Regions from separate parts of the Homo sapiens genome. Here regions 2, 3 and 4 are each linked to region 1. The links are chromatin loops, found by intact Hi-C in ENCODE. Cell type or tissue: heart right ventricle. All regions are shown on one strand. Region 1 overlaps PTPA (protein phosphatase 2 phosphatase activator). Region 2 has its middle 76 kb from the start of LINC00963. Region 3 holds the start of LINC01503 (long intergenic non-protein coding RNA 1503). Region 4 holds the start of C9orf50 (chromosome 9 open reading frame 50).

What was found. Peaks named below come from ENCODE experiments on the same cell type or tissue, not always from the same donor. Only the 100,000 strongest peaks of a DNase experiment are listed, where the experiment ranks them.
Region 2: a loop joins it to region 1, with 3 times the contacts of the local background. A loop is called at or near these places in 16 of 110 quality-filtered maps.
Region 3: it touches region 1 in a loop (3-fold over the local background); 16 of 110 quality-filtered maps call a loop at or near these places.
Region 4: it touches region 1 in a loop (4-fold over the local background); 105 of 110 quality-filtered maps call a loop at or near these places.

Annotation. Positions count from the first base shown.
Region 1 is chr9:129,136,185-129,144,184 of GRCh38, reverse strand. PTPA (protein phosphatase 2 phosphatase activator) reads right to left here. Exons shown (of 10, transcript NM_178000.3): 7 at 7,590-7,714; 8 at 6,493-6,593; 9 at 1,633-1,740. Among named protein-coding and RNA genes, the nearest start is that of PTPA, 29 kb to the right of the region's middle. RefSeq lists enhancers at 341-635, 38-665, 2,735-2,784, 3,182-3,811, 3,892-4,051 and 4 more and a silencer at 3,242-3,291. In heart right ventricle, CTCF peaks have their summits at 1,053 (motif pointing right), 2,733, 2,938 (motif pointing left) and 4,877 (motif pointing left); DNase peaks (open chromatin) are centred at 1,044, 2,564, 4,054, 4,814 and 4 weaker places; H3K4me3 peaks cover 5,251 bases; H3K27ac peaks cover 7,089 bases.
Region 2 is chr9:129,408,885-129,416,884 of GRCh38, reverse strand. No RefSeq gene overlaps it. Among named protein-coding and RNA genes, the nearest start is that of LINC00963, 76 kb to the left of the region's middle. RefSeq lists enhancers at 88-587, 1,181-2,000 and silencers at 2,582-2,721, 2,862-3,071, 3,182-3,351, 3,372-3,451. In heart right ventricle, a CTCF peak has its summit at 502 (motif pointing left); DNase peaks (open chromatin) are centred at 1,937, 3,114, 3,774, 7,878 and 1 weaker place; H3K4me3 peaks cover 1,884 bases; H3K27ac peaks cover 6,415 bases.
Region 3 is chr9:129,331,002-129,339,001 of GRCh38, reverse strand. It overlaps LINC01503 (long intergenic non-protein coding RNA 1503), which reads right to left and starts at 2,079. Exons shown (of 4, transcript NR_120686.1): 1 at 2,014-2,079; 2 at 85-210. RefSeq lists enhancers at 1,599-2,402, 2,403-3,206, 4,011-4,813, 3,797-4,996. In heart right ventricle, a CTCF peak has its summit at 4,620 (motif pointing right); DNase peaks (open chromatin) are centred at 3,327 and 4,481; H3K4me3 peaks cover 2,338 bases; H3K27ac peaks cover 7,048 bases.
Region 4 is chr9:129,620,283-129,628,282 of GRCh38, reverse strand. It overlaps C9orf50 (chromosome 9 open reading frame 50), which reads left to right and starts at 7,182. Exons shown (of 7, transcript NM_199350.4): 1 at 7,182-8,000. The coding sequence starts at 7,709. It overlaps NTMT1 (N-terminal Xaa-Pro-Lys N-methyltransferase 1), which reads right to left and starts at 2,120. Exons shown (of 4, transcript NM_014064.4): 1 at 1,988-2,120. RefSeq lists a silencer at 1,756-1,995 and enhancers at 1,609-2,147, 4,000-4,049, 4,060-4,199, 7,070-7,720. In heart right ventricle, a CTCF peak has its summit at 3,940 (motif pointing right); DNase peaks (open chromatin) are centred at 2,142 and 3,959; H3K4me3 peaks cover 3,493 bases; H3K27ac peaks cover 3,003 bases.

The sequences.
Region 1 (8,000 bases):
CCCTCATCCTCTGGCAGCCTGGAGTTCTTTTGTCTCTGGAAGGGCAGGTGAGAGAAGGGGACAGGGTCTCTTGCCCTATCCTTTGGGCCTTAGAGCCTGAGTCGAGAGAAGTTTAGAGTCACTTGAATTAAGAGGCTTGTAGAGAAGACAGTACTTCAGGTACCAAGCAGAGAAGGCAGCCAGAGTCCTCTCTTTGGCACACAAGGGTTGGGGTTGGGAGGTGGCTGGTGGGCGATGTGCACCTCTCACATGCTCAGACACCCTGGAGGCGGGGCACAGCAGAGTGAGAGTTCCCCAGCAGCCCCCACTGTGGGACAGGCGGGGGTGGGGTCAGGAACATCAGGACACCAGAGGGCAGTGACCCAGGGCAGAGTCGGAGTGGAGAGCCGGGGGTGGCCAGCTGCAGCCGGAAGGAACCTAGGCAGCTCCAGCCAACGGGCTCTCAGGCCTCTCAGATTAGAGAGGTATGTGGGCTGGAACCTAAACACAGGATGTGAGGTCCAGAGGAAGGGGACCAAAGGGGGAGGGGGCGGAAGGGAGTGAGGGCCCGGTCTGTTCAGTTCAAGCCTCATTAACCCCTTCAGGACCAAGTGCAGGGAGCCAAGCCAACTGGAAGCATCTGTGCTCCCCCACCCCGCTGGCCTCTGGCACCCTTCCCCGTTGTCCCGCCTCTGCTGATGGGATCCAGGAAGCTCTGGGTCCAATGAAGACCTGGAGCAGCCCCTTCCCAGAAGAGAAGGCCGGCCAGGAGTCAAGAGATGGTGCCCACAGTACAGTGTCTGAGGCCATGAACTAGTCACAAGGGCCAGCCTGAGAACAGAAAGAAGGGACTTTAAGGACCCATCACTCCAGGTGTGGAACTTCACATCCAGCCCTTCCCTGGCCAAGGTCAAGCAGTTCTAGAATTAGTCTTCCCAGGAAGTGGGAGGAGCTAGCAGAAGGGACAGAGTAGAAATAAAATGTCTCCTCCCCACTTGGAAGAGAGAAAAGGCCACCTCCTTGGCTGGGAGAACAGTGCCAAGAGGGCAGGAGACACCCTCGGCTGCCTGCCAGCAGGGGGAGCTCCAGGAAGCCTCAGCTCTCCTCTCCTCAGCATCTGATTTGAGAGCAGGGAAAACCATTTGCATCAAAATCCCTGAAGCGGTCCATAAAAATGCCAATTCTCGGCCTACCCTCAGACCTCCCACCACTCAGTGATCATACACACTAACATTTGAAGGCAGCACTTTGGAGATGCCTCCAAAGGGTAAGACCCTTCCCAGGTATGCCATGGGAGAGCCAGACTCAGACTGCCCGAGCTTTGAGGAGCCTTTGGCCACTTGATAAAGGAGAAGGGAGGCCCCCATCGCCCCCACTCCCCATGCAGCAGGTCCTTGCCTCAGCCTCCAAGCTCATCAGGACAGAGCTGGACTGCAGCTTTTCGGGGCTGGGGTGGCTGGTGCTTCTCTGACTGCCCATGCCCCAGATGGGAGATTCCGAGGCCCCAAGTGTCAGAGGGGCTGGCCTAAGATTCAGAGCAAAACAGTGGGGTAGGAGGAAGCAGGAGCCCCAGGTTCCACATCTTTTGCTTTGTCCCCAGCCCAGGACCAAGTGCGGCAGCAGGGACGGGCACACTGGCCAGCCCCCACTCACCTCGGCCTTATACATGCGGATGAGACCCTGGTTCACTTTGGACCAGGAAGGGACGGCGCTGATGTTCCACAGCTGGTTGGAGTGCTCTGCAAATGGGCCAGTCTTCATCTGAAAAAGAGAAGCCACAAGCTGAAGAGACAGGTTCTGGCTGGGAGCTCATCCCTCCTCCCCTGCAGCAAAGTCACACCCATGCATGCACACACACACACACACAAACGCACACGCACACAATGCACGCGCAGACACTTGGGGACCAAGCTATAGCATCTGCCTGAGGGGCAAACATACAAACAGGCACATGCAAGTGCCAGAGACAAGGTTCCCCTTTGGCCCTCAAGGCCTGCTAGGAAAATATAACATTCCTTGCCCACCTACCCGCAGTCACCCCTCTTTCTCCCACAGCCAAAAAAAGGGGGCCTGATTCCTATCGCCCACCAAATCCAGCAGCCTCAGGAAGATAAGATCTCCACCTGAGCTTCTGGTGTCGTTCCCACCGACTCCCCAGGAGCCTCAGAGCGCCTCTCCAGCACAGGGATTCACTTGGGTTCAGATAAATAGCAGCAGCAGCTAGGCCCCACCCCTCCAGGCCCACCCCCTCTCCCCCAGGCCCCCCCACAGGACACGTGGTCTGCACCTGCCACCAGCAGAGCTAGAAGAGATGAGGAAAGGGTCAATTTGCAAGAGGACCAAGGTGGGTATGACCAAACCCAGGTATCCGACAGCCCTCTGCCTGCCATGCAGGCAGGGAAGAGAGGGCCGATGGGAGGCAGGGGTGCCTGAAGCAGCAGCCAGCCTGGCCTGGCCAGGAGGTGGGGAAGGGGTGGCCGCCACAGCAGCTGAAAGAGGCAGGCACAAGGACGGCTCCATTCCTGGTCCTCCCTCTTGCCAAAGAGTCTGACCCTCCAGGACGGAAGAGAAAGATTCTGCAGCCAGCATGAAGTTCCCATGACGTCAGAAACCACAGAGGGACGCCTGTGTGCCTGAGCATATCCCCCTGACACCGCAAGTCCAGCACATTTGTATTTATTAACCAAGCAGTTCATAATTCCCCTCGACACAGCCCCCCAGCTCATAGGCAGCATTTACAGGGGAACAGGGCTCTGTACCCCAGACCCATGCTGCAGAAGGAAGACTCTGCAAAGAGGCTGAATCTGGCAAAGAAACAGAGACTTGGAAGGTTCTAGAAACATGCGGGTGTCAGGGGAGACTGGGTTATTTTTTGAAGGAGAAAAGATAAGCCAGAAACGCTCTCCAAAAAGGGGCATCAGTTCACCACAAGAGCCCTCAGGAGCCCCCACTCTTGAGCCATGGGCTGCCACCTGGTGACCCACTCCTGGCAGGCCTCTTACTTCTCTAGTAAGGGCAACTGTGACAAAACTTTTAAGATTTAAGTCAAAAAAAACCTGTCATTTTATCCCCCTCATTTCCCTCCCCTGGCCCAGGTTCCCAAAAAGCCCATCCAAACACCCATGTTCAGGAGCAAGGACAACAGGCTCCTCCCTCCCCTCCTCTTCTCTCCCAGGCTCCACCACAGCCAGGCAAGAGCCCGAGGCACCCAACAGAGACAAAGCCCACTCTGGTCCCTGGGGGCCTTGTCTTGGACCACTCGCTTCACTCAGAATCACCCCAGGCTCTCTCCTCCAGGAGGGCAGCCAGGCACCCCGAGCCTACAGGGGCCTCACCTCTGGGGAGCTTTGTTTCAACTGCCCTGCTCAACCACACTCCACCCCCAGCCCCTCCCCCACCTCCCCACCCTACCCCACCCCTTCCCCAGTCTGCAGGCTCCAGCCCTGTGCACACTTCCAGGCCCAGGAAAGCTCAGGGAGCATGGAGCTGTGTAACCAGTTTCACTCTCTGGACAGGGCCCTCTGAGCAAGCAACCAGGAGGCACCCTGTCGGCTTTGTCGGCTTTGTCTGCCAGGGGCCTGCCCGGCAAGGGCTCCGAGGCAAAGGCAGGCAGATGGGCACTGGAAGACAAGAGCCCCTGCCTCCTGGCCAGCCTCGCCTACCAGGGCCAAAGAACAGATCCTCAAAAGGCCTCTGGCAGAGCCAGGGCTAGGCCCATGTCCTGGAGCTCCAGTGGCCCTGGGCCCCTACACACAGAAAGGCCAGAGAGGTAGTTTCTTTGGAGGGGCTGCAGGCTGCCCCCAGGCCTTCAGTACCCCAGGGTCTCCCTAAGTCCTTCAGGGAGGTTACAGTCCTTTGCCTGTAACTCTGGCAAAGGAAAACAGACGAGTGGGAGAAAAAGGAATCGGGGCTGGAAGACAAAGAAAAAATTAGCTCATTCTAGCCACAAAGGGAGAAGAGAAAGAACCAGAATGAGCGAGCGAGCTGCAGCCCGCAGTGACCCCAGGGGAATCGTGTGAGTCAGAGCAGCCATATTGAGCAGGAAATTACTCACAGACGCTGCGTTCCTGCCTCTCCACTCCCCAGAGAATCGGCCTTTTGTAAATGGCTCCTCTGTCAGTAACTGGGGGGATGGGCGGGGGTGGGGAGGCTCTGCACAGCGCCTTCCTGTCAGCTCCTTCCCTTCCAGCTGAAATCTGATCCCTCCCTTCCCAAAACTCCAAATTTAGAAGCCAGATTGAAACTGAAATTCTTTTCCTGCCTGCCCTGGGCTCTTAAAGGCGCCAGGGCTGCATTTACAGAGGCTGTAGAGGCCCTGCAAGGTGGGGTCCCTCACCTAGGATGCCCACGGGTATCAGGGCAGTCTTGGCATGAGACCCTGAAAGGGCTGCCTGATTCCACTCCCAAGTTCTCGGTGTTTTAGTTAATCTCCCAGTTAAAAGAGCACCATGGTGAATCCAGGGTCTCCAGAGGAAACACTGCCTCCTTCCCAAGCAAGGCGTACAGAACTCCATGCAAGCCTCCAGGTCCCCAGTGAGCTAGGCCAGGCCACTCACCAACTAGGGACTGCAAAATGCTGCTCACTGCTCCGAGGTGGAAGAGGGTGGGCGCTCTGGAGAACCAACACAACGTGTGCTGCAACCAGCGGCCACGTGGCAAGATGGGCCCTTGCTGCAGCCACCCCGGCTCCTGGGCACACTCCTCCTAGGGTCTACTGTTGAACACCATGCCCAAGAGCCTAGACCCAAAGTGAAAACCCGGACCTGTGGAGAAGGTGCGGAACAGCCAACAACTCTAGGCACGCCCTCCCCTCCCTGTTCCTTCTGCTGCCTCAAATAAATGTCACCAAACCCTCTCCAAGTTCAGTGTGCCTCTCCTGCCACCTAGTGGCTACTTTGAGATTTCCTCTACTGGAGGAACTGGGTCCCAAACTTTGGAAAAGCTTTTGGGGTGTTTATACCAACAAAATCAACCAACCAACTAAAGACAAAATTTTACCATGGAATCAATTCCCAAAATCCTGGAGGCCAGGCCTGGCATGCCTCCTAGTTAGAATACCGACAGGGACCCAGAGGCCTGGCCAGCCGCCGGGGGAGCCCAAACAGCTCAGCCTTTCAGCCACACCCAAGAACTCAGTGTGGCATCTGCACCCTTCTTCCCACCCTGCTCCTCCAGCTTATCCTGAGGTCCCCCAGGGCTCCGCAGACCCCCACATTCCACTCCACAGAGAGCAGCGCGTGACTGGCTTTCAAGGCAGTGAGCCAGGCTGCCCCCAAGTCCTCCCGACCTTGGGCCTGCCACACTGCTGAGGGCAGCAGATCTCCGGGAATGAAGTGGTGGCCGCCCAGCCGTCAGTCCCGGCTCCATTTGCTGACTTGGAAAAAATGTGTCATTCCCCTCTGGCCTCTGGAGTTTGGCAGAAGCCTGAGCCGAATGTTGACCAGGAAGAGCCTGGAGCCAAGGCTGCTGGTTATAACCCAGCTTTCTCCACCTCGTCGGGGGCTCAGAATACACAGCCCGGACGGAGAGCAGCCCCCGTGGCCAGCATCCACAGGCCTGCTAGGAACCTCACTGAGGCAGCAGACATCCGTGCTGGTGTCGGGAAAGGGACTGAGGAGGGATAGAACTCTCAAACCCTCTCCAGATAGCTGAGCGAGGGCGCCCTTTGGAAACTGGGGCATGGGGATGGCAGAGAGGATGAGAAGTCCTAACACCTCCCTCAAGAGAGGTCCAGAGAGCAGAGGGTCCCCAGCTTTCCTGTGCAGTCGCCTGGCACGTGTGTTTAGATGCAGGTTCCTGGCTCTTGTCCCCTAAGATTCTGATGCAATAAGCTGGGATGGAGGGCCCAGGAATGTGCGTTTTAACAAACACACTAGGAGATCTCGCACAAGTGGTCCAGGGCCCACTGCAAGGAATCCTGCCTTGGTGAGACAATAACTTCCAGTTCCAGAACCCAGCCGTGGGGCTGGCTATCCAGTGACTGCCACCACAGGCCAGGCCTGCGCACTCCCACTCCAGCACTTTGCTCGGGCCCACGTCCTCAGGCACTGACAGAGACGTGTCCCTTCGACAGAAAAGCTGTCTGCACCAGAAGTTCGCTCCATCTCCTCTGGTGGTTTCATTTTACACATCCACAGCACATGGTTCTACAGACCCTTGTGGGGCCCCACCGAAAGATGCTGACCCTCCCCCACAAACCTCCGCCCGCCCCGACCCTTTCAGACCTGCTGCAGCAGTCACCAAGGCCAGTTAGTGACCAAGTCTTAGACCCTCATCTCAAGACTCCTGTGGTGTTCAGGAGAAACTGAAGGAGAACTGGGCGGAGGACCTGACAGTCAGCAGCGGCTCTTTCGGAAGAGGCCCAGTGGTGCTTCCTTTTCAATAACCCGCTCCGGCCGGCCCTGCCATTTTGGGCAGCAGCTCTGGCTCTTCTGATCCACTGTAAGGCCACCAGCCTTGGTTCATCTGAGCCTGGAGGCAGCCATGGGCTTCTCTCTCACCCCTCCTCCTCACCTCGGTAATAAACAGGATACACTCCAGGAACATGTAGTCCTTGTGGTTCTCATTCACGGCCTTCTCATCCACAAAGTGTCTGGGCTCCAGGTATGGGTGGTCTGGGAAAAGGAATGGGCCCCAGCATTCAGAACCAGGCCCCACGACTACCTGGGCAACCCGGCCCAGCAGTCACACCCCCCCAGGGGCCTCAGTCCTGCCCGTGGTGCCCTCAACACCTCACCTTGAAGGAGCAATAAGTAACTCTGGGTTTGTGTATTCTAATGTGCTAAGCTCTAGCTGCATGGCGTTGGACGCATGACTTCAGCCTGCCAAGGTTCAGTTTCCTCACCTGGACACTGGGGACAAGAAGAGCACCTCCTCCTAGGGGCCATGACAACAATTACCACACCTACAGCACTCAGTATGGTGCCTGGTGCAGGTGCCAGTCAGCAGAGCCGGCTTCATGCTGGCAGACCCTTCGCAGTGTCACTGAGAAGATTCGGGGAGGCAATGCACCCGAGGCCACAACTAATGGTCATTTATGAATATCAGTCTGTAGGCAGTTCATTCTTCATCAAAATAGAGATGATCACCTACGCCCATCCTGAAAACTAGCTTCAAGAGTTGGGGAGTCACCAGAGCAGGCCTCTCTGAGCCCCACAGGAAGCAGGCCCACCACCCAGCACTTGGCGGCTGCTCCCTAACGGGCCCCTTTGCACACAGCTCGATAATAACAGTGGATGACACTGGTCACCAAATCAAAAGGGTCCCTCATTTTCAACATAAAACCCCACAGCTGCTGCCAGGAGCTGGGGCGCATTTCACACCAGTCCATTATGCACCAGGCGTGCGCCCTTGCTCCAGCCCATGTCACTTCCCATTATCTTGGTGGCGCTTGGCCTCCGCCTCCTCCAGCCCACCACACGGGCTCTCACAGCAGAAGGTCGACAGTAAACAGCCTCCCTCAATAGCTGGTCTAATGCCCTGCTTTCCAAGCTGTCACTGTCTGCCCTGGGCAGGAAGAAGGGAAGGAGGGAGCGCAGGAGGGGCAGGGGAGGGCCACAGAACGCAGCCTTGGTTGGGGGTGGAGGGATAGGCACCTCCCGCTCTAGTACCTATCAGCTGCGAACTGCCCCAGATGAAGGGCAGAAACTGGAAGTCATCCAGACCCCACACTCCCTGGCTGCCGGCTGGCTCCATCCTGTATGTTTTCTGGAGTTTCCGCATAACCTCAAGGTACCTGCACAGGAGGACAGGGAAAGGGAAGGTAGCAAAAAGTAAAAAGACAGTCTCACCCTTTCGGCCACTGGGAGCACAAGGAGACCCCAAAATAACCACTGAAGAGTGTTAACTGGTCTCAATTTCAATAATGTAGCTTTATTTCCCCCAACAAACACTCAGCCATCTTTTGGCTCAGGAAAGGCATAAAAATCACTGATTAAGGGCCCGGGCACGGTGGCTCACGCCTGTAATCCCAGCACTTTGGGAGGCCGAGGCAGGCGGATCACAAGGTCAGGAGATCGAGA
Region 2 (8,000 bases), 270 kb before region 1:
CTTCCCTTCTCGGAGTGGGAGCTTCCCCACCTATAAAAGGGTCATAATGTGCTTGTTTGAGGATTCACTGAGCTAAAGCATTACAACACCTAGCCCAGAGTAAGAACTTGTTATAACCAGCAGCATATCCGAGGACCCCCCGGGAGCCAGGTCCAGGGTGGAGCGCTCACACACAGCAGCCCCCATCTTTAGGACCAGGCAGGTGCTGTGACCCACCCTATTTCATGGATGAGGAAACTGAGGATAACAGGAGATGAAGTGCTTGGCCAAAGCCACCGTGCCAGGCAGTGACAGGGCTGAGATTCAAACGTGGGCCGTGGAGACCGTGACTGGGCCACGTCCTGCCGGCTACTGAGCAGGAACAAAGGCCGGGGCGGGAGGGCGGGGCTGGAGGGGTGCTTCTCCCACCAGCTTCTGGAGGTGACAGCACGGAGGAGGGGAGGGGAAGCTGGGACAATCTCGCTGATTTACGGCTTCCAGCGGGATTAACTGCACCATCTGGAGGCCACGCGTCCACCCGGGTGTGTTAGGAACCCCAACCCTTCGGTGTAAATGGCAGGGGGAGACACGGTGGATGGCCGATCAGCTGTGAGCCGCCGGGTTGACTGTGGGGACCATGTGGGGCCCACCTGGCTTTCTTCAAGCCACCATCTACCCCTGAGGATGTCTCCCACTGAGGGGGCTGGATCTGCACCAGACTCAGAAGATTCCAGAATGGCTGGATCCAAGGGTTCAAATACAAAGGGAGGGCTGTGGCCGGAGCCACCGAAAAGTACAGGGGGTGAGCAGGAAGGGCAGGGGAACAACAGAGACAGGAGCAGCAGCTGGACACTCGCTCTCAGGGGTGTGTGACAGCGACTGCACCATCTTCCAGCTGTGTCCCCAGCAAGTGACTTCACCTCTCTGAGGCTCTGCCCCTTCATCTGTGAAAGTGGGATCATCGTGGTCTTTACCTCACTTGGTTGTTTTGAGGGCAGAATTAGATAAGGAAATGTACAGACCTCGGTGGAGTACCTGGCACTGAGTAAGTTCACAATCAATGGTGGTTGTGATTATTATCCCCATTTGCCAGATGGGAAGACTGAGGCTCAAAGCAGCTCAGGGACTTGCCTCGGATTACACAATGGGTTGGTGGCAGAACCCCTGGCCTCGGCTTCTCCTGACCCCAGTCCAGTGCTCCTTTCCTGGAGGCTGGACCAAAGATGAACCTGCCTTGGGACACAGCCAGCCCCAGAGTGTCAGAGACCCAAGGTGGCCATCCTGGGTCACACCAGCTCCAATGACAGCTTCTATGTTCTAGCACCTACTGTGCACCAGATGCCATGCCACGAGCTTGTGTGCACCACCTCCAGGAGCCATCACCACCTGTGACACGGGCACTGCGCTATCCCTGTTGTCCAGATACACAAGCTGTGGCTTCGGCAGAGCCGGGATCCACCGCCAGGACTGTCTGGTCCTGGAATCCCGGTTCTCAGCACAGGCTACTGCTGGGCCAAGGTGGGGCTTCTCTAGACTGTAGCGACAGCTCCCAGGCGCCTTCTCCCTATGTGTTCATCTTCTCCTTCAAGGAGAGACGGCAATATGGCACCCAGACCTCCACCGTGGATCCTAAGTCTTCTGGACACCAGACAAGTTTCCCCTGCAGGGCGGGGTTCCTTTCTCACATCTGGAAAAGGGGGGTGGGGGAAGGAGGGAAGAAGAAACATCAGCCCTAGCCCCTCCCTCCCTTCAGCCAGCACAGGGCCGCAGTGGGGGCTCAGGCTGCTAGGCGATGGTGGCAGGAAGGAGGTTTGAAGCATGCGGTCCCCCTTCCCCGCACACCCTGTCTACATTCCCATCTGGTCAGCCTGCTCGCTGAAAGTTGAAGTCCGCCTTGTACAAAAAACAAAAGCCTCCCCTTTCCAATGCAGAAAGCCCCAGAGACCGGGGCCACTCCGCTTGCCTTCTCTCTTGGCCAGTGTGGCCAGGACAGGGGCCGGGGAAGTGACAGCTGCCCTGCTCAGGGGAGAGAGATCCCAGTCCTGGCTCGGGTCCTCTCTGGGGCCATACCCCAGGAGCAGCTCGCGGAGCCTGTCCCCGCTGACTCCCACCGGCTCCCGCCTCGCCCGGCAGCCCAGGCCCCGCGACCCCTCCCCCTAGGACCTCCCAGCCTGGCCATCCGAGATGACCTTTGCCCCTTCCCCACAGAAGCCCAGACCTCTGACCCTTATTAAAAACAAACCAAACAAAATCTGGAGAGAAAAAAAATTCTCCACAAACACCTGAGAGATGATCGCGTGTCCCCGGCGCACGTACACACACACACGAGCACACACACCCCAGCCTCAGACACGCGAGGCCGCCTCCACATAAACACGCTGCTGGAGGGCGGGTTTTGTTTATGAAACGTCCAGGTTTCTCTCAACTTTGGGACGGGTGTGGACTGTTTCAGAGTTTTCTGCGGGATGAGGGAGCCTGCGGGCGGCAAGGATGTATTTTCTGCTTTGTGCTCTTTGCTGGTTCAATCCGGGGAGGGGGATACGTGAACAAAAGGACCAGGAAACCCAGGAAGGGGGCCCCGGGGCAGCACCCCCACCCCCAGGGGAGGTCGGGCTCCGGGAGGGCAGCCCCGGGGCCTGGGAAGCCCGGACTGGGCCTGAGCTCCGGAGGGCAGGGCTGCTAGCCCGTGTCCCCTCCGCGTCCCCGCGCTGGGCCCAGGGTCTGTCGCTTCGAAAACGTCTGGGACCGCTGGGCCGGGGTTCCTGCCCCCTCCTCTCCTGGCCTACAGCGCCTGGAAACCAAGGAATCCGCCCGGAACAATGGCAGGGCGGCTTTCCAAAGGCAAACAAGGAACGATTTGGCTTTTCCTTCCCCCGGCCCCCGAACCACCACCTAAGCGGGCGGCAGGGGCAGGTCTGGGGGTCCAGGTGGCCCCGGCGCGGCGACGGGACACACCCGCGACGCCCTCGTGGGCCAGGCCCCGCTGCGCATGCGCGGGTTGGGGCGCAGGCGGCCGCGGCCGCCCGCGCAGCCTCGCTCTGGCCCGGTCTCCGTGGCAACGGGCTGGGGGGAGGGGCCGGGCGGCGCGGGCCGCGGTGGCTGCTATTTCTGCCGCTTCCTGTTCCTCGTGGCCACGTCGCCATGGCAACGGTGTTACTCACCGCGGCCGCTTCCCGGCTCGGCTGGCGCGCGTGACCCCGGCCGCTCGCGCCCCCTCGTCTCTCACTTGCTGTGTTTTCCCCTCTTCCCCCGGGCGTCCTCCTCCTGCACCCCGGGTCCCCCAAGCAGCGCGCCCCGGTGCCCCCCACCCTTCCCCCTCCTCCCCGGTGCCCACGGCCCGGGACGAGGGGGAGGGAGATTGATGGGGGACGCTTATTAAAAAACATTGTAACCGTTTCCGTTTTTATTACGTTGACAAGGGAGCGTTATTTACTGTTATTGTTTGCCGAGCGGGCCGCGCCGGAGCTCGGGCGGCCCCCCGGGAGCTCACCTTCAGGCCGCGGCGGGCGGGGGCCGGGGCGGGGGGCAGGGCGAGAGCAGGGGGCGTCGGGCGGCCGCGCACCCCGGGGCCCTGCTCCTCGCCCCTTCCCCCGCCACCCCGTCCGGGCCCCGCGGCGGGGCGCGTTGGCGCGGGGAGGGACTGCAGAGGCCCGGTGACTCGCGTTGAAGGAGAAAGGCAACAAAAAATAAAAAAGGAACAGATGACTTCATTCTCGGGAAGGCTCCGTCCTACACGGACCAATTTCCTGGGGACTGTGGTGGAACAGCCCTGCTGCCGTTGGAAGCACTTAAAACTAAACCAGATAAAGACCAGAACATTCTGGGCCCTGCTGAACCAAGCCAGGGCAGGCTGCCGGGGCATGCAATTTCTGGCCACATGGGGAGGTGGGTGGCCTCCCTCCACCCTCAAAGGGCGCCTGGCTTCCAGTGTCCCAAGATTGCGGGTCCTGTGGGGAGGTGTCCACCGGGATCAGATGGGCCTGAAGGACGCCCCCAAGCCCCTGCTGGGATGTTAATGTCATCCTGCTAATTAAAGTTTGTGATTCTGTTCCTAACTCAGCTCCCCACTCTTGGACATTATCAGCTCAAATGCATACAGTTGCTGCTCTGGACAGGGAAGCCAGAGGAAAAAGCCTCTGCAGTGCACACCATACCATGGGTTCAGAAAAACAAATGTTGGCCGGGCACGGCCCGCCTGTAATCCCAGCACTTCGGGAGGCCGAGGCAGGAGGATCACTTGAGGCCAGGAGTTTGAAACCAGCCTAGTCAACATGGCAAAACCCAGTCTCTACTAAAAATACAAAAATTAGGCGTGGTGGTGCACGCCTGTAATCCCCGCTACTAGGGAGGCTGAGGCATGAGAATCACTTGAACCTGGGAGGTAGAGGTTGCAGTGAGCCAAGATCATGCCACTGCACTCCATCCTGGGCAACAGAGCAAGACTCCATCTCAAAAAATAAAAATAAAAAAGTGTTTACACTTACAAGCAACTCCTAGTGAACAACCCAGGTTTTGGAAACAACTTTCAGAGACCCCTTTAGCCTGTTTCATGTTTTCTTTTTCTTTTTCTCTTCCAAGGACATGCGGTTAGCCTTTGGTCACGGAGACCTTTGCCCTTTCAAGATAAAGTGATCTTCAGCTCTCTTCCCAGCACCAGCCGCTCTCAGCTGCACAGCCCTCCCTGAATGTGTGAACCAAAGTCACTGGTTCCAAGAAGAAAGAGCATCCTCCATCCCCACCCCACCCCCACCCCCACCCCACCCCACTCCCACCCCATCCCACCCCAGCGCTTGTGGAGTGTAAGACAGAGGTTCCCAGCCCTGAGATACGGACAGGCATCGGGCAGGCCTATACCTCCCTCCACGCCGAGTCACCAGCACTCACCCCACAGGCTGACCGTCCACGCAGAGCTGGTGGTGGGTTCAGAGGGTTTAGCTGATGCGAGAGTCGGAGCCCTGGGCAAAGTTTGTGACAAAATGACAGTAGACACCCAGTGTTGCAGAACCCCAGATCTGGGAGGACTTCGGAGATTACCCAGACCAACTACCCCCACTTCTTGTTTTACAGTTGGGCAAACTGAGGCCTGGAGAGGGGAAGGAGATGGGGCTAAGATGCGCCACCAGCTGGTGATAGAGCCTAGATGGGACCGTGGCGCTGTGCCTTCCATTCAGGTGCTGGTTGCCCCACTCTTTCATCTGTGGAATTATCTGTATGATCAGAAGTTTGGGGCTGGGGGCAGGACAACTGTCAGTCAGGGGCCACTGTCGCCAGAGTGCTAGGGTTCAAATCCTTCCTTCTCAGCGAAGCCTTGGGCCAGCGAGTTCTTCTCTCCAAGACTTGGCCTCTTTATGTGTTAAGTAATGGGGGTAATAACTGACCCTGGGCCGGGCGTGGTGGCTCACGCCTGTAATCCCAGCACTTTAGGAGGATGAGGAGGGCGGATCACTTGAGGCCAGGAGTTCAGGACCAGCCGAGTCAGCATGGTGAAAACCCATCTCTCCTAAAAATACAAAAATTAGCTGGGCGTGGTGGCGGGCACCTGTAATTCCAGCTACTTGGGAGGCTGAGGGAAGAGAATCACTTGGACCTGGGAGGCAGAGGTTGAAATGAGCAGAGATTGCGTCACTGCACTCCAGTCTGGGTGACAGAAAGAGACTCCGTCAAATAAATAAATAAATAAATAAATAACAGAGCCTGCTCTGAGTTTGTCTTAAGGAAGAAAGGCCATGACGCAGGTGAGGGCCCTGGACTGACCTGGTACTTTCTAGAACTTAACTGATGCAACCATGGCGATGCTGGTGGTGGTGGTGGTTGTAGTGGGTTAAATGGTGCACCCCCCAACCAAATATGTCCACACCCTAATCCCTGGAACCTGTGAATGTGACGTTATTTGGAAAAAAGGGTCTTTGTTGATGTCATTAAGTTATGGATCTTGGGAGGAGGTCACCCTCGATGACCTAAGTGGGGCCTAAATGTCATCACAAGTGCCTACGGAAGAGGAGAAGCTGTGTGTAGACGTAGGCAGAGGGTGGAGTGATGCAGCCACGAGCCAAGGAGCACCTAGAGCTGCCAGAAACTGGAAGCAGCAGGAAGGGTCCTCCCCGAGCCTGCTGAAGACCTTTGGCCTTCAGAACAGCAAGAGAATCATCTGTGTTGTTGTAAGCCACCAGGTTTGTAGTGATGTGTTCCTCAGCCGTAAGGAAGGAAACAAATACAGGAGTGTTGAGGTTGAGGATGAGGATAGGGTGATGATAATGATGGTGGTTGTGATGTTGATGGTGGTGATGGTGATGGTGGCTGTGATGTTGATGGTGGTGGTGATGCTGATGGTGGTGGTGATGGTGATGGTGGTGGTGGTGATGGTGGTGATGCTGATGGTGGTGGCGGTGGTGATGGTGATGTTGGTGGTGGTGATGCTGATGACGGTGGTGATGCTGATGGTGGTTGTGATGTTGGTGGTGATGCTGATGGTGGTGGTGGTGGTGGTGGTGATGCTGATGGTGGTTGTGATGGTGATGGTGGTGGTGGTGTTGATGGTGGTGGTGATGCTGATGGTGGTGGTGATGTTGATGGTGGTGGTGATGTTGATGGTGGTTGTGATGCTGATGGTGGTGGTTGTGATGTTGATGGTGGTGGTGATGCTGATGGTGGTTATATTCTCCTGCTAGAGCCGTCTGACGGTTCCAGAGGCCCGAGGTCCACAGTAAGGGCGTGGGCAGGACCATGCTGCCTCTGAAGGCCCCGGGGAAGCCTCCGTCCCAGGCTTCTCTCCAGCTTCTGGCAGCCTTGGCGTGTGGCTGTGTCACTCCTGTCCTCCGGTCCTCCCATCCTTCTGCCCTTCATCTTGACGTCATCTTCATTCTGCCATGTCTGTTCACCTTTCCCCTTTTTATAGGAACCTCACTCTTATTGGATTAGGGCTCCCCAACGACCTCACCTTAACCTGGTTACCTCTGTAAAGACCACACAAAGCCGCATTCTGAGGGACTGGAGTTAGGACTTGAGCCTATCTTTTTTTTTTTTTTTTTTTTTTTTAAGACGGAGTTTTGCTCTTGTTGCGCAGGCTGAAGTGCATTGGCGCAGTCTCGGCTCACTGCAACCTCCGCTTCCTGGATACAGGCAATTCTCATGCCTCAGTCTCCCAAGTAGCTGGGATTACAGGCACCCGCCAACATGCCCAACTAATTTTTTGTATTTTTAGTAGAGCTGGGGTTTCACCATTTTGGCCAAGCTGGTCTGGAACTCCTGACCTCAGGTGATCTACCCGCCTCGGCCTCCTAAAGTGCTGGGATTACAGGCATGAGCCACCGCGCCTGGCCGAACCTATCTTTCGGGGGGACACAATTTCCCTCACAATAGTGGTGATAATGGAGGTGATGGCAGTTGGTCATGGAGGTGATGATTGTAGTCATGGAGATGACAGTGACCGCCATGGTGATGGTCCTAGGCCTCAGTCCTGGACCCCCAAACCCTGCAGCTGCTCCTTGGGGTGCAGTGGTTAGTTCAGAGGGTCTCTGGGGGTCCAGAGCCTGTTCTCAGCGGTGGAGAGCAGGGTTGGATTGTCAGCTGAAGGAGCAGAGAGGTGAGAAAGAAGATCCCAGGGTGCTATTGCCAAGTTAGTGTCCCTTTTGCACCCTTCTGAAGCTCTGCCAGCCACCAGCGGTAAGATCTGTGCAAGCCCTCTAACCTCTGTCAGCCGCTGGTTGAGACGTGGGGTTGTGGAGGGAGCCCCTCAGCCCCAGGCCTCTGGGAGTCTGGGATGGCACCCGGTGGAGACATGGGAGCTCAGCCGCCTTGGCCAAGAGGGCGTCCATTGGGGTGAGAGGACAGCGAGGCTGGGGGGCAGGTATGGGTGAGAGAGCTCTCCCTGCTTCTCTGCACCTGACTTGTCCCTGTCACGTGCAAGCCCTTGCTATTTTTATACACAGCTAAGTCAGTGCTTGTCTCTGGCCCCACCCCGCTGCCAGAAACCTCCCAGAGGGTAGGGACCATGATCCGAACGTCTTTGAGTTGCCCAGAGC
Region 3 (8,000 bases), 190 kb before region 1:
GCCAGCCAAGGACAACACACATTCATACATGCGCACCGACACGTGTACACAGTGACACGTGTGTACATACAGCCCCATACTCACCCTGACACGTAGGTACACACTTGTCAGAGGCGTTCGAACCAGAGCGACTCCATTTTGAGTGAGGGCTGGAAAACGAGGCTGGGACCCGCTGGGCTGCATTACCAGAAAGGTGGGTATTCCGAGCCCCTAGAGGTTTATGGTTAAGGGAACAAATTAATAATGTTTACTAAAACAGACCCGGACTTAGGAGTGTCCAGATATCGCCATATCTGAAGAACAAAGGCATTCCTAATTTTGCTTTAAAGATAATAATATCGATTCTTGCAAAATATAGTAATTAAGAAAATTAATCCTTTATCACAAACCCTTGTAGCAGAGCAAATCTCCCCATATATACAAGCATTGTACCTAGGGTGGATGCGTTCCTCGCTCCTCCTCTTACTTTCAGGAACATCCTACTCTGTCTACGGAGTAGCTGTCTTTTTACCGCTATCCCTTTTTTTTTTTTTTTTTTTTTTTTGAGATGGAGTCTTGCTCTGCCCAGGCTGGAGTAGCGTGATCTCAGCTCACTGCAACCTCCGCCTCCCAGGTTCAAGCGATTCTCCTGCCTCAGCTTCCCAAGTAGCTGAGACTACAAGCATATGCCACTACACCCAGCTAATTTTTTTTTTTTTTTTTTTTTGTATTTTTAGTAGAGACAGGGTTTCACTATATGTTGGCCAGGCTGGTCTCAAACTCCTGACCTCAGTTGATCTGCCCTCCTCGGCCTCCTAGAGTGCTGGGATTACAGGTGCGAGCCACCGCGCCCAATCCCTTGTACTTTCTTAATAAACTTGCTTTTGCTTTTCACTGTGGACTCATCCTGAATTATTTCTTGCGCGAGATCCAAGAACCCTCTCTTGGGGTCTGGATCAGGACCCCTTTCCCGTAACACACTAACACATACACACTGAAACTCACACATGCACTAATATACACTCCCCTACTCCCACTGGTGCACACACACCAGCACACTCACAATGACACGACACACCCAAGCACACACGGACACAGGCGCGCACACACGGACACAGCAGTGTGTAACTCTGGGTCTCCGGTGGGTCTGAGTGGTCTGCTCCACGGTGGGTCTCTCCTGAGGCTGGAGCCTCCTCTCAGAAATGTTTCTGCCCCCAGCTGCCATGTGGCCTAAAATCCTGACAAATTAGGAAAGATTCCTTTAAAACCAGCACTTCGGATTTTAGGCTTAAGCAATATTTGGAAAATGTGAGGCTCAGTCCCCCAGCTCGCTGGGCTGTGGGCCTGTCACCTGGCGCGCGTGGGGGCAGGCAGGAGGAGGGGGCTGGCTCGTGGTATGGGGCGAGCCCGGGCAGATTTGGGGCACAGGCAGGCACGCGGACACCCCACCGCTGAGAGCCAGAGAGACAGCAGAGGGCCGTGGGGATCAAAGACAGGGCTCTGGAGGGACCCAATCCCCACCCACTCTCTCTGCAACCCTCCCCAAGGGACTTCACTCCCGCAAACCTCAGTTTCCCCATCTGCACAATGGGTGTGAACCCGGGACCCACTTCATGGGCTAATGCGAAACTTAAATGACACCGTACCAATTAAGTTATAAGCCCTGGAAGCCCAAGAAAAGAAAGCGGTGGTGCGATGGGGGAAAAACCACCATCCCCGGCTTCCCGCGTGTAACGGGGCCGAAAATAACCAGCATTTTCCTTTTCTCTGCGGCTGAAGCCCACGCTTCCCAGAGGACCGGGCCTGCTTATCAGGAGCAGAGCGGCTCGCTCGGCTGTCTCCGCCAGAAGGTGACTGTGGGGGCCCGGCTCCCCTCCTGCCTCCAGCCCGACTCCCACCAGGAACACACCAGCTCCTCCCCCCGCCGCCCCTTTCAGGTTTCCGCCCCACCCCCAGCCCGCAAACAATTTTGCATATATTTAAATCTCCTCTGCGAGTTCCCCCTCCCCCGGAAAAAGAGAGAAAAGAAATTACAAAGGCCGTCATTTGTCTCCGTCCCCGCACCCCATCTATCAGGGCCCGGAGCCCGTCGCCTCGAATGAGGCGCGCGCCCGGGACGGCCGCTTTAATGGGGCGCCGCGTGTGACTGTGCAGCCGCGCGGCGGGCGCAGCCGGCCGGCATTTGCATACATATTAAACGGAGCAGTAAAAAATGCAGACATGCAAACCATTTGGACGGGCTCCTCGGCGTAGAGCCTGCCAGGAAATCAATCTTCTGGTTTCTTAAAGGCAGCCTGCTCGGGAGGAGGTGGCGATGCCACACAGCCCGCAGGCCGTGGGAGGGGGCCATCGTCTGTCCATCTGCCTGCGGGAGCAGCCGTGGGGGTCCTTCCCGGCCATGGAGGAGCCACCTCCTGGGAGCCAGGGGCCGGGGAGTTGAGTGTGGTGGGTCCTGGCTCAGCCGGCTGTGTGCCCTGTAGTAAAAGGGGTCCCCTCTCTGAGCTCCCCCTCACTGGGTGCTGAAGATATTTCCTTTCCCTTTTGCTAGGCTGGGGCTTAAGGGACTAACCCAAGATCACTGGGCCCCTCTATGCAGAGCCTGGGTCTCTAAGCCAGGTGCGAAGAAGGATGGCCAAGAACACAGGCTCTGGGGGCGGGCGGCCTAAATTCAAAGTCAGGCTCCACTCCCCAAGAGCTGTGTGATCTTGGGCAAATGCATCAACCTCACTGTTTCCCGTAAAAGGGGGATCAATATGCCTCCCTCTTCGGTATGCTGTTGGATTGAAATAGGTCAGCCTTGTAAAGCACTTGGCTCATTGCCTGGCATGTAGTAAGTGCTCAATAAATAGTGGTAGAACAATGTGTAGGAGGGCCCTTGGTGTTATTGGTATGTTTTTCTTGGTGAATATCCCTCTTTATATCTGCATAGTGTGGCAAGCCACTCCTCCCAGAGCCTCCTTACCTGTAAAATGGGGTGTTTTGATTTTCACGGGAACTGCTAGCTGTGTTCTAGAAGGCACTGGGTCCCTGCTGTGTGCTCCCACCCACCCGCTGATTCCAGCCAGGTGTGGCCAAACTGGCGCCTCTGAGGGCTGCCCACAGCCTGTCTTAGGCAAAGCCCAGAGCAGGGATGGGGGCATACCCCCAAACTGACCATACATCTGTGGGGCCAGGAAAAGGCAACTGGCCCTGAGCCTCAGCCTAGTGAGACTGGGGCCTCTCTGAATTCCATGGCACAGATAAGGAAACCGAGGCTCAGAGAGGTGTGGCAAAGCCAGGAAGCTTGAAGGTGGTGCCTCTGGGATGCAAGCCAGGTGTGCCCAACTGCAAGGCCACCTCCCCAGAGGTCCCCCAGAGAGGAAATACTGCCGGCAGAGGGAGGAGCTCATCCCACAGTGTCAGGGAACACAGCTTCCCCCCAAAGGAGGGGGGTGCTTGTGGAGAAAGAGCTGAGTTTTGCGTCTGAGCCCAAGTGAATATTTGGTACTCATGAAGGTCCTTCCTTTTTTTTTTTTTTTTTTTTTTTGAGATGGAGTTTTGCTCTTGTTGCCCACGCTGGAGTGCAATGGTGTGATTTCAGCTCACTGCAACCTCCAACTCCTGGGTTCAAGCGATTCTCCTGCCTCAGCCTCCAGAGTAGCTGGGATTACAGGTGCCCATCAACACGCCCAGCTAATTTTTTGTATTTTTAGTAGAAACAGGGTTTCACTATGTTAGCCAAGGTGGTCTCGAACTCCTGACCTCGGGCGATCCACCCACCTCAGCCTCCCAAAGTGCTGGGATTACAGGCATGAGCCACCGTGCCAGTTTGGTCCTTCCTTGAAAAGACCCAGAGGAAGAGGGGAGAGAGGGTTTTCAAGAACCAGCTCAAGTTTGGCCTTCATTCATTTACTTCATACTCCCGGAAGCGAGGAACAGAGGTGACCAAGGTCCCCAAGACCTGGCCGGGCAGTGGGCAGTGGGAAGTGGTGGGGAGTTAATGGCAGGATGGAGGGGTGCACCTAGACCAGTGGGTGCACTGTCCTCTCTGAGACCCTGGGGATTAGGTGAAGAGGCCAAGCCAGTGCATTGGGGTGGGGGGGCTTTGCCTTCTGTTGGGAGAGGGTCCCCTGTGGTTCAAAGCTTCCCAGCTGAGTGGCAATGTGACCTCCCTGCTGTGTGTGGGAGTTGCAGCCTAGAGTTATGGGAACTAAAGAGGCCAGACCCAGAGCTGTGGCCCAATTCACTGGTGTCTTGCTGTGTGACTTTGGAAAAGGCCCCGCTTCTCTGGGCTGGGGTGGCTGAGCCAACTGCACCCCTGCTCTGTCTCTCAGGGAACCCCTCTCTTTCACTCTTGACCTTCAGGCTATCTGGGCCTCTGTCCCTCCACCTCCCTCTGCAGCTGAGTGCAGGCCGCCCCCACTGCCCGGCAGGCAGCCCAGCCGGGGTGGAGGAAGCCGGCAGGGCGGGAAAAGGCGGGAGGGGTCCGAGTTACAGGAACCAGCAGGGCCATTGCTCAACTAGGGAGCCTGGCCGCGGGCCTGCCTCGGCCCCCACCTCTAGCAGCCCGCCCTCCTCCTAGCTCTGCATTGCAAACATTCCTCGCCAACCTCGGGTTGCTGCAGCCCCGGAAGGGGGAACTGCAGCAGACACAGCACCAGGCCGCCAGAAACACTTAACCCCTTCGCTCCTTCCAGGCAGAGCCTTCAGGGGGAGGAAGGAGGGATCTGGGCGGCAGCCGCGGCAGTCCTTCCCAGCCTCTGGGTGACCGGGTCAGGTGATTTGCTGGCAGGCCCGGCCACTGATTACCAACCTGGATCAACAGGTTGCGCGTTCATGACTCACCCAGCAGACATTTCCGGAGCTCCCCCTGGGTGCTGGCAGCAGGCATGAAAATCCAAGAGCGGCCCCAGCATCGGGGGTGGGATGCGGGTCTCATGAGCAGACGTGTGTTTTAGATCATTACAGTGATGAGAGCAACCAAGACGTGCAGGGTGAGCCTGAGCACAAACTAAAGTGGCTCAACTCATCAGGGAGGGCTTCTTGGAGGAAGCGACACTTAGGGAACCCTGTGAGAGCAGAGGGAGAGAGTTCCAGGCAGAGGAGGCAGCAAGTGTGAGGCTCTAGAGGGAAGAGAGACGTTCTCATGTTTCAATCTGTGTTTCTGGAGGAGAGAGAGGAAGGGGAGGAAAGCCCCAGGTGGGAGAGCTTGGCCCATGCCAGGTCCCAGAAGGCCTTGAGGCCACTCCCAGCATGAACCGTCATCTGAGGTCAGTGAGGAGCCAGGGAAGGGCTTATGTGTGGAATGACATGGTCAAGTTTAGCTCTAAGCCCTAAGACGCCTTGAATAAAAAACAGAACCTTGGGCTGAGCGCGGTGGCTCACGCCTGTAATCCTAGCACTTTGGGAGGCCGAGGCAGGTGGATCACGAGGTCAGGCTATCGAGACCAGCCTGGCCAACATGGTGAAACCCCGTCTCTACTAAAAATACAAAAATTAGCTTGGTGTGGTGGCACGCACCTGTAGTCCCAGCTACTTGGGAGGCTGAGGCAGGAGAATTGCTTGAACCCAGGAGGTGGAGGTTGCAGTGAGCCGAGATTGCGCCACTGCACTCCAGCCTGGGCAACAGTGCAAGACTCCGTCGCAAAAAAAAAAAAAAAAAAAAAAAAAAAAGCCTGGGCTCAGTGGCTCACACCTGTAATCCCAGCACTTTGGGAGGCCGAGGCGGGTGGATCACCTGAGGTCAGGAGTTCAAGACCAGCCTGACCAACATGGAGAAACCCTGTCTCTACTAAAAATACAAAATTAGCCAGGCGTGGTGGCACATGTCTGTAATCCCAGCTACTTGGGAGGCTGAGGCAGGAAAATCGCTTGAACCTGGGAGGCAGAGGCTGCGGGGAGCAGAGATCATGCCATTGCACTCCAGCTTGGGCAACAAGAGCGAAACTCGTCTAAAAACAAAAACAAACAACAACAAAAAACAAAAACAGAACCTTACTGGAAAGAGGCCGCTAACATATTTTCATGTACAAACCAAATGGACTCTAAGACCAGAACACCTGAACCACGCCAAAGTGCCACCAGCAGGACACGTTTCAGATGGCAGCTGGGCCTGGTACTAGGCTCTCCTGCAGCCTACATGGCCATTCTGCCATCCCAGGCCACATAGAAATCTGCAGGCTCAGGTTGGTTCTTCCTCCTGGGTTGGGGTCAGCACCTCCCATCTCCCAGACACCACTCCTGCATACAGCTGGAGTTCAATAAATGCAGCAATTAATCAGAGTGTTAAAGTTGGGAGGGGCTGAGAGATCATCTAGGCCCACAGCCTCCTCGCTTTTTTATTTTATTTTATTTTTGAAATGGAGTTTCACTCTCGTTGAAGACTCAGAGAGGGAATCCCTGGCAGGGGGGCCTGGAATTTACAGCCAAGATGCCCACAGAGCATGTCCAGAGAGGAGGCCAGCACACCCAGCTGCCCAGAACCTCGGTACCCACAGGAAAGACCCCAAAATCTCCCCACCAAAGCTCCCTTCCTTTCCCTACCTCTCACAGGGCCTGTTCTCTCTATACCTGGTCTATTTGTTGGGACAGCAAACGTAGCCGGAGTTCCTCTAAGTCCTGCTCAGCCTGGTGAGACTTCCAAAGGAAAACATGCCCAGAATCCTCCCTCTGTTGAAAATCATGCCCCAACAGGACAGGAAGGGGCCGGGCAGTCTCCATGCCTGCACATGCCCCCAGCAGAAGAAAGGGCTGAGCTCCTCCCAGCCTCCTCGGGGATCACCCTGCGGGAGGCCCCAGCAGTTACCACAGTCTGTTTTGTGGCTCAGGGTCCACTGTGTGTCACTGGATCCTTCCAGGCAATGGAATTTCTAGAAAGGTTCCTTCAACCTGGGACACCACCACCTTGGTGACCCGCCACCAACTCTGCCATGTGAAACACCTTACAGGCCTTGTGCTGGGCCAAAGATTCACTCTCCGAATCCTCATCACAAGTGGTGAAGTTTGCTGTTATCATCCCATTTTGCAGATGGGAAACTGAGGTCCGTGAAGTCACTTGCCTGGATCACACAGCTCATGACCAGTATGGGTCGGCCTGGGACACAGGCATTCTGGGGCTCACCACCAGGTGTTCCACGTGTCACCACTAGACCTCCCAACCAGGGAGCCCTGCCGCTGCCCCAGCCTGGAGACGTGACACTTCTCCCAGCCAGGAGGCTCCAGTGAAACCAGGGATTCCCCAGGCTCACCCTGACTCCTCATCTTGTTAACGTATTTAATCCTCATCCTGTACATGAAATAAATATTTCATCTCATCTATTTATTATTTGTTTATCGTGGGCATTTATCCATCCTAAGCTTACTCTCTGCTCAAATCTTCTCCACACGGGTTCGCTCAGGTTACCAATTTTGTCTCAGCTTCCATCAGGCAGAGCCACGTGTGTTGCCATAGCCAACATCACAAAAAAATCTCATTTCATGCATTTCATAGGCATGAGTGGCCTGACTTGAAAATATCAGTGGAACCTGCTCATGGGGACAGGGGTTGCATAGCACCCTGAGGCCCATGAGGTACCTGGTACAGAGTGAGCACCCAGGAAGGGAGGCTGGGTTATTAGTACCGCTGTTTTCCAGGGCTTGGTGTGGCTGATAAATTTTTGGTCTCTTCCCCTTCTCTTCATATCACAGGTTAACAGGTTCACTTCCCAATGTTACTCATGTCTACAAAATGGTAAGAAAAAGCAACTGTGCAAATGAGGCAAGTTACATGTCCTGGTACCAAAGTGATGGTTACTAAGGCAGTTGGCCTCCAACATGGTCTCCAAACAATTCGCACCTCCTGGCATTCACACATTTCCACAATCAATCAGGCTGGCCTGCATAACCAATAGGATACTGAGGAAATGACTGCATGTACTGTTCAAGGCTAGGTCATAAAAGGTACTGCAGCTTCAGTCTCACTCTCTTGCATCACTCACTCTGAGAAGCCAGCCGCCATATTGTGGGGAAACTCAAGCAGCCTGCTGAAGTCTGCATGGCATGGA
Region 4 (8,000 bases), 480 kb before region 1:
GATTCCTGGGGTCCTGGCTACATTTTGCCTCGTGGTGTCCAGATTGGAGTGGGGCAGGAGGAGGTCCCTAAGAGTCTGAGGGAACAGCAAGGTCAGTCAGCCAACAGCAGGTGGTCCTGCTACACTCTGCTCCAGAGCACAGATGCCGTATGTGGCTGAAGGGCCTGGGAGGGGGCCAGGAGCACACGGGCTTTGTGTGCACTCTAGGCTAGCTCAGAGAGGAAGACAAACCCCTCATGCCTGGTAAATGGCTGCTCAGCCAGTAAATGTGATCCTACATCCTTCACAGTCACCTGGCTGCTGCCTCCTCCTCCCCGCCAAGGTGTTCAGACCCAAGGTACTGCATCTCTTCTCCCACGACCCATGGAAGAAAACAGTGCTGAAACTGTCACCGGCAGACTTTTGCAGTCATCTCATCCTCCTCACGTAAGTCTCTACGGAAAAGCCTGCCTAAAAGTTACCTCCACCCTCTAGCAGCCTAGTGGACAGAGTCCATCCTCCCTGGATCTTTGTGGACAGCAGCAGGCCACATGCAAACGGCAGAGTGCTCTAAGAAAAAGAAGGAAGTGAGAAAGGGAGGGAAGAAGACAAAACAGGGGATACATTTAAAAACTAACAAAGGCTCTGATGGAGCCAGATGAACCAGATCTGAATCTTGGCTCTGCACACCTGCTGTGTAAGCACAGACAAGACATTAAACCTCACCATTCCTCAGTTCACCTATAAAATGGAACAGTAATACCGACTTTACAGAAAGGCTGTGATTAAAAGTGCATATGAAAAGCTTAAAGTGCTTTGCACAGTGCCGGGCACATATTCTCTCTTGAGCTTAGAAATCTCTGTCAAATGAGATTCTTGTCAACTCTGCCCACTATGAGGATCAAATGGGAAAACTGCCTTAGAATGCCACAGAAGCTGTATTGGACACACCTAGGGGACTGTTACTGGTATGCTGGGCGGCCAAGCCAGCAGACTCAAACAGCTCTGCAAATCAGCCAGAGTGGGGAGTGAGCTTCCTCTGCCTATAAGCACAGAACCCCCACCGAGATTTTTTAGATGCCATCCTTGTGATCCTAGGGCTTCCGGCCTCCACCAAAACGCTCCATGCATCCTTCCAACCCCCGCACAGTCCTCAGTTTACATAGAGAAAAACCAGCACACTAAAGGAAGTGACGTGTCTTTAAACATACAAACAGGAAGCCGAGAACAGAATTAAGGAGGGAATCCAGGCTCCTTATACCAGCCCTGGTTCCTCCCAGAGGCTCATCCCATCTCACTGGGCAATCATTCTACACACCACAACCACCGGTTACACTGTCCCTCCCCGCTGTCAGGGCCTCTGACACCAGTTGTGGCAATCACTTATAGTACAGAGGAGAAACCAAAGTCCAGAGGGAGAGATCACACAGTTGGTGCGCAGCAAAGTCTGGGCTTTTCGATATGGCAGCCTCCCTGCAGACAGGCTGACCTTGGCCGCAAGGGCTCTCGGGCTGTCTTTTTTGAGCTGCACCTGTGTCGGGCTGGCGCTCGGGTGGCACCCAAGGTTAAATACGACAGCAACTTCTGTGCAGCGGGCACTTAACTGTGCCAGGCTCTGAACTGGGCATTTTACCGATTTTACCGATTCCTCCCATCCATCCTCCAAGTGGGCGCTCTCCATATCCCTGTTTCTCGGAAGGGAAACAGGCTCAGAGAAAGGGATTTGCTGCGGTCTGGGGACCGGGGTGGGGGAGTGCCCTGCCTGGGCTTTGAGTGCCTTGACTTTCCTCCTGTACCCCGACCCATGGACTGCTCCGTAGTCCCTGCCCAGGTCCGGCCCGTAGACCTCTTGGGGACGCGCACGTGAGGCCTGTGCCGGCCCGCGCGCACGCGCCGGGTCACGTGACGAGCCGGGGACCCGGGACCTCAGGGCGCCGAAACAGTTAGGGGTCGCAGCCTCCCCTCTCCCAGCGGCTGCCTACCCTTCGCACCGCCTCGCGCTACTCACTCCGGGCGGGGGCTCCCGGGACCGAGAGAAGAAGATGGGGAAGAGGAAGGGAGGGCGGCGGCGGCGGAGACGCCACAAGCCAACCGCAGCTCCGCCAGACCACGACCAGACGCGACAGCTCGCGGCGCGCGCTGCCTTTGTCCGCCAACGTCACTTCCGGGCGTTTAGGGGCGGGCCCATGGCTGGCTCCACCCCCTCGCTCAGCTCGCCCCTCCCCCGCGCGGGCTCCGGATTTAACTTAACTTCTTTTGAAAAATAATTTAAATTTTTTTTTTTTTTTTTTTGAGATAGAATCTTGCTCTGTCAAGCAGGCTGGAGTGCAGTGGCGCGATCTCGGCTCACCGCAACCTCTGCCTCCCAGGTTCCAGCGATTCTCCTGCGTCAGCCTCCAGAGTACCTGGGACTACAGGCGTGAGCTACCACACCCAGCTAATTTTTGTATTTTTAGTAGAGACGGGTTTTCACCATGTTGGCCAGGCTGGTCTCGAACTCCTGACTTCAAGTGATCCGCCCGCCTCTGCCTTCCGAAGTGTTGGGATTATAGGCGTGAGCCACCGCACCTGGCCTAATTTGACTTCTTTAAAAAAAAAAAATTAGAGACGGGGTCTCACCCTGTTGCTCAGGCTGATCTTGAACTCCTGGCCTCAAGCGAGGCTTCCACCTCGGCCTTCCAGACTGCTGGGATTACATGCGTGAGCCACCGCGCCCAACACAGGTTACAGCTCAAAACTTGACTAAATTGACTTTTGGGAATCTAGAAGGACCTCCCGAACGGAAAAGAGCCGCAGCGTCGCCCTCTCCCCGTCCCCAGCACGTACAACAGTTCGTTTGGAGGCTGCAGGCTGGACTTCTAAAAACGAGTGTGTTGTGCGGGCTTTGAGTAAAAAGGGAAAAAAAAGCCATTGGTCCTCAAATCCACCCATCTCCATTAGCATCTTAAAATAATACCGACCCCCCAAAATAAATAAAATAAAAAGAAATACTCTCGGCAGTGCCATGGGATTCCCACTGAAATGAGCAAAACAAGCCCATGACGTTTCCATTCCAAAAGCGTGGCCCTTCCCTAGGCTCCTCCCATGCAAAGAAATTCTGGAGCTATCTCCGAGGCAGCGGTGATGGAAACGGGAGCTTGCAGGTGGGTAGAGCCTGTTAACATTTCCGAGCTTCAGTCTCCTGTCAGAAGAGGAAGTTGAGCAACGTAATAATTACTCAACTTCTGATGCTCTGAGAGGGTTAAACTTGTGGGACATTGCACGTCAGACCTTCAGCTCAGCACCTGCAGTGGGTTCTCAGGAAATGGAAGCTGTTATAATGACAATATCCATCTTAAGTTCATTTTTCCTATACTATTAATAATATCCTTGTGTTGGCAGGGCACGGTGGTGCACGACTCTAATCCCAGCATTTTGGGAGGCCAAGGCAGGCGGATCACCTGAGGTCAGGAATTTGAGACCAGCCTGGCCAACATGGCAAAACCCCGTCTCTACTAAAAATACAAAATTAGCCAGGGATGGTGGTGCATGCCTGTAGTCCCAGCTACTCTGAGGCTGAGGCAGGAGAATAGCCTGAACCTAGGAGGCAGAAGTTGCAATGAGCCTAGATCGCGCCATTGCTTTCCAGCCTGGGTGACAAGAACGAAACTCTGTCTCAAAAATAAAATAATAATAATACTATCCTGGTGTTCCTTCCTCTGGGCGACGCACACAGAAGGTGCTTAAAGTGTGTTTGCTCTAAATGTGTTGAAAGCTACGGTAGAAAGGGGATGCTAAAAAGCCCCTTCTGCATTGAGTCCGCAGGATGTGTGTATGTGCATCTTATTTGGCATACCCTCTAGACTATTCTAGGTCACAACTGCTACCCCTGGTCTGAGCCCCTCTCCCAAGCTTCATTTTCTGTGTCTTTAAGCAAAGGGATTGATCCTGGGCAATTTCAATCGGTGGGGGTGTCCGGAATCCTCCGCCAGGGGGCAGCTCTGATCCAAGCTCTCTGTATGCCTAAAAATCCAGCCCTGTCTTATTTCCTGTCAACAGAAGAGCAAGCCCCTTCCCCACAGCCACGCTCCAAGGCCTTCCCAGGACTGGCCGGCTCCCTGACCTCAAAGCCTCTGGCATCTCTGAATTCCCAAGCCTAGCACATAGTAGTTCCTTGATAAATATTTGCAGAGTGCAAGGGCTGGAGGGCTCCTTAGAAACCATCTAGTTAGGCCAGGCGCAGTGGCTCACGCCTGTAATCTCAGCACTTTGGGAGGCCGAGGCAGGTGGATCACAAGGGCAGGAGATCGAGACCATCCTGGCTAACACGGTGAAACCCCGTCTCTACTAAAAATACAAAAAAATTAGCCGGGCGTGGTGGTGGGCACCTGTAATCCCAGCTACTCGGGAGGCTGAGGCAGGAGAATGGGGTGAACCCAGGATGCGGAGCTTGCAGTGAGCTGAGATCGCGACTCCGTCTCCAAAAAAAAAAAAAAGAAAAGAAAAGAAAAAAAGAAACCGTCTAGTTAATCTGGTGTTTCGCAGCCATTAAAAAAGACACATACCCTTTAAATAAATACAAAAATATCTCCCTCCCCCACTCAATATTGTAGCTCTCCAGGAAAGTATGTCCCTCCATCCCTGGTGAGAAGCATTGACAGAAAATAGAATATATCTTTGGCGACGCGTTCTCTAGTGAGTCACTCTGTTATTTGAATTACAAAGTCGTTTCTTCATTTTCAAATTATGAAACTATGCCACGCCAGTGAAATACTCATGTAAATGACCTCTGTCTCCCACCCCAGCTTCACAATACTATGAGCTTCCTCTCGGCCCTCTCCCAGCCAAGACTCAGAGATAAGGCCCAGGGAGTCCTGAGAAAGAAGACACTTCTCCAGGATCACACAGCAAAACAGCAGACCATGGACTTGAAAGTGGGTCTGTTAATTTCTTTTCTTCCTTCCTTCCTTCCTTCCTTCTTTTTTTTTTTTTGAGATGGAATCTTGCTCTGTCGCCCAGGCTGGAGTGCAGTGGCGCGATCTCCGCTCACTGCAAGCTCCGCCTCCTGGGTTCACGCCATTCTCCTGCCTCAGCCTCCCGCGTAGCTGGGATTACAGGTACCCGTCACCACAACCAGCTAATTTTTTGTATTTTTAGTAGAGACAGGGTTTCACCGTGTTAGCCAGGATGGTCTCGATCTCCTGACCTCATGATCCACCCGCCTTGTCCTCTCAAAGTGCTGGGATTACAGGCGTGAGCCACCGTGCCCGGCTCTTTCTTTCTTTTTTTTTTTATGGAGATGGAGTCTCACTCTGTTGCCCAGGCTGGAGTGCAGTGGCGTGATCTCGGCTCACTGCAACCTCCGCCTCCCGGGTTCAAGCAATTCTCCTACCTCAGCCCCCCAAGTAGCTGGGACTACAGGCACACGCTGTCACGCCCGGCTAATTTTTTTGTATTTTAGTAGAGACGGGGTTTCACCATGTGGCCCAGGCTGATTGCGAACTCCTGAGCTCAGGCAATCCACCTGCCTCGGTCTCCCAAAGTGTTAGGATTACAGGTATGAGCCACTGGAACCTGGCCTCTTTTTTTTTTGTGAGACAGAGTCTCAAATGATCTGTGTAACGGATTAGAGTTGGAGATGTCAGCATGAGCTCATGTTTAGCTTAATATAAGTACAGATGGTTACCTATAGAAATATTTATAGATATGTGTGTGTTTCATAGTATACACACACATTTCTTTGTCAGCTGAGACTGCCTGAAAGAAATGACATCTCAATAGCAAGAAGCACACCTAGCACCCAGACCTTGGATTATTATTATTATTATTTTTGAGATGGAGTCTCGCTTTGTCACCCAGGCTGGAGTGCAGTGGCATGATCTCAGCTCACTGCAACCTCCGCCTCCCAGGGTCAAGCGATTCTCCTGTCTCAGCCTCCCAAGTAGCTGGGATTATAGGTGCACAACACCATGCATGGCAAATTTTGGTATTTTTTGTAGAGACGAGGTTTCACCATGTTGGCCAGGCTGGTATTGAACTTCTGACCTCAGGTGATCCGCCCGCCTCGGCCTCCCAAAGTGCTGGGATTACAGGCGTGAGACACCGTGCCCCGCAGGGTCTGTTCATTTCTAGGTCCATTGTATTCTGACTGCCTGGTCTTGGGGTGGAAGTTCTACTTCCAGAGCCACCCAGCCTAAGCCTCCCAGATCTGGAAAGGGTAGGCCTGGCTGCCCTGGTCAGAGTCCCAGTGCCCCAGGTGGCTGCGGCCAGGGCATCCAGGGCACAATAGCCCCACCCTTAGTCCCCAGGCCTCAGTGCCCACTGCTACTCAGATGCCCAGGGGTGAGGGGCGGATCACAATGACCCTGAAGCGGCCCAGAGGCAGCCGGGAGGGGCTGGGAGAGGCACCAGGCAGGGATGATGGGCTCTACAGCCTGCCTGTAGAGAGCTCTAAACTCACAGGACCTTCTAGGGCCCCACCCAGAAGCCCACCAGGGTGAGTGTGACACTGCCCAGGAGTCAGCTCAGAGCTGACAACAATCTGGGAGTGGGGTGTGGTTGGGAGGAAGCAGGCTTAGAAACCCCTCAGTGTCAGAGCTGGGAGTAAGACTGGGGCTCTGCCTCCCAAAGGGGGAGTTTGTTAAAAGTCTGTGTCTTGGCCAGAAGTGGGGACTCACGCCTGTGATCCCAGCACTTTGGGAGGCCAAGGCAAGTGGATCACTTGAGCCCAGGAGTTCAAGACCAGCCCGTGCAACATAAATACAAAAAAATTCTACCCCATTTCTACAAAATATACAAAAATTAGCCAACTGTGGTGGTGTGTGCCTGTAGTCCCAGCTACTCAGGAGGCTGAGGCAGGAGGATCACTTGAGCCCAAGAATTTGAGGCTGCAGTGAGCTATGATGGTGCCATTGCACTCCAGCCTGGGTGACAGCAGGACCCCGTCTTAGCAAGACCCCATCTCTTTAACAACAACAACAAGAACAACAAACTGTCTTGGCTCCAGCAGAGACGTACTGAATCAGAATGGGGGCTGGGGGTAAGTCATCTGTATTTTCAACAGGCTCCCCACCCAGGGGTCTCTGAGGCAGCACCAGGGCTGGGAGGCTGCTGGTCAGGTCTCTCTTCCCTCAAGCTGGTTCCAGGTTTCCTAATTCCCAGTAGAGCGCTAATGACGGTAACAGTTCCACGCTTTGAACACTGCAAGGCAGGCTAAGTGCTCTCTCTACCAGCGGTGATGCGGTGATGCCGTTTCACGGCTGCAGAGAGGCAGGTGCTGCTATTATCCCCATTCTGCAGACCAGAGCCCCCAGGGAAGGCAGAGGGAAGTTAATTGGCTTGGCCAAGGTTACAAAGCTAATAAGTGGTGGAGCTGGGACTAAATCCTAAATAATAATAACTTTGAAATACTAAGAATGGCAGCTAGTCTATGTGTAAGCTTGGCCAGCGTGCCTGGCACTGTACCGAGCTTGCTGTTCTAAGACTGGCATGTACTTGCTCATTTAAACGTCACAGCAACCCCCAAAGTTGGCTACTCTTGCTGTCACCATTTTTCAGGTGAGGAAACAGAGGCTCTGGGAGCTCTCGCCTGAAGCCACTCGCTGTCCGCCGGGCCGGTGGCGTTCACCCCGCACCGCGCTGCCCCGCCCGGGGCACTATGGCCTGGGGCTGGACTATGCCCTCCCCACCTCAGCCGGCGCCCCCCACCCACGCGCGCTGAGGGTGCGGTGAGCTGAGTGCGGGGCCAAGCATGTTCTGGCGTCGACTTCGCCCAGGGGCCCAGGACCTGGCGCCCAAGGGGCTCCCTGGCGACGGAGACTTCCGACGCAGCAGCGACCCGCGGCTGCCCAAGCTGACCCCGCCCGCGCTCCGAGCGGCTCTGGGCGCGCGGGGCTCCGGGGACTGGAGGATCCCGGGGGGCGGCGCCGCGTGGTGGCCGGAAGGGGACGCCAAGCCCGGGGTGGGCGTCGGACGCCTCCCGCCGCGCCTGCCCGCCTTGCTCACCGCGACCCGGCGGGCCGTGCGGAAGCGGGGGCTGCTGC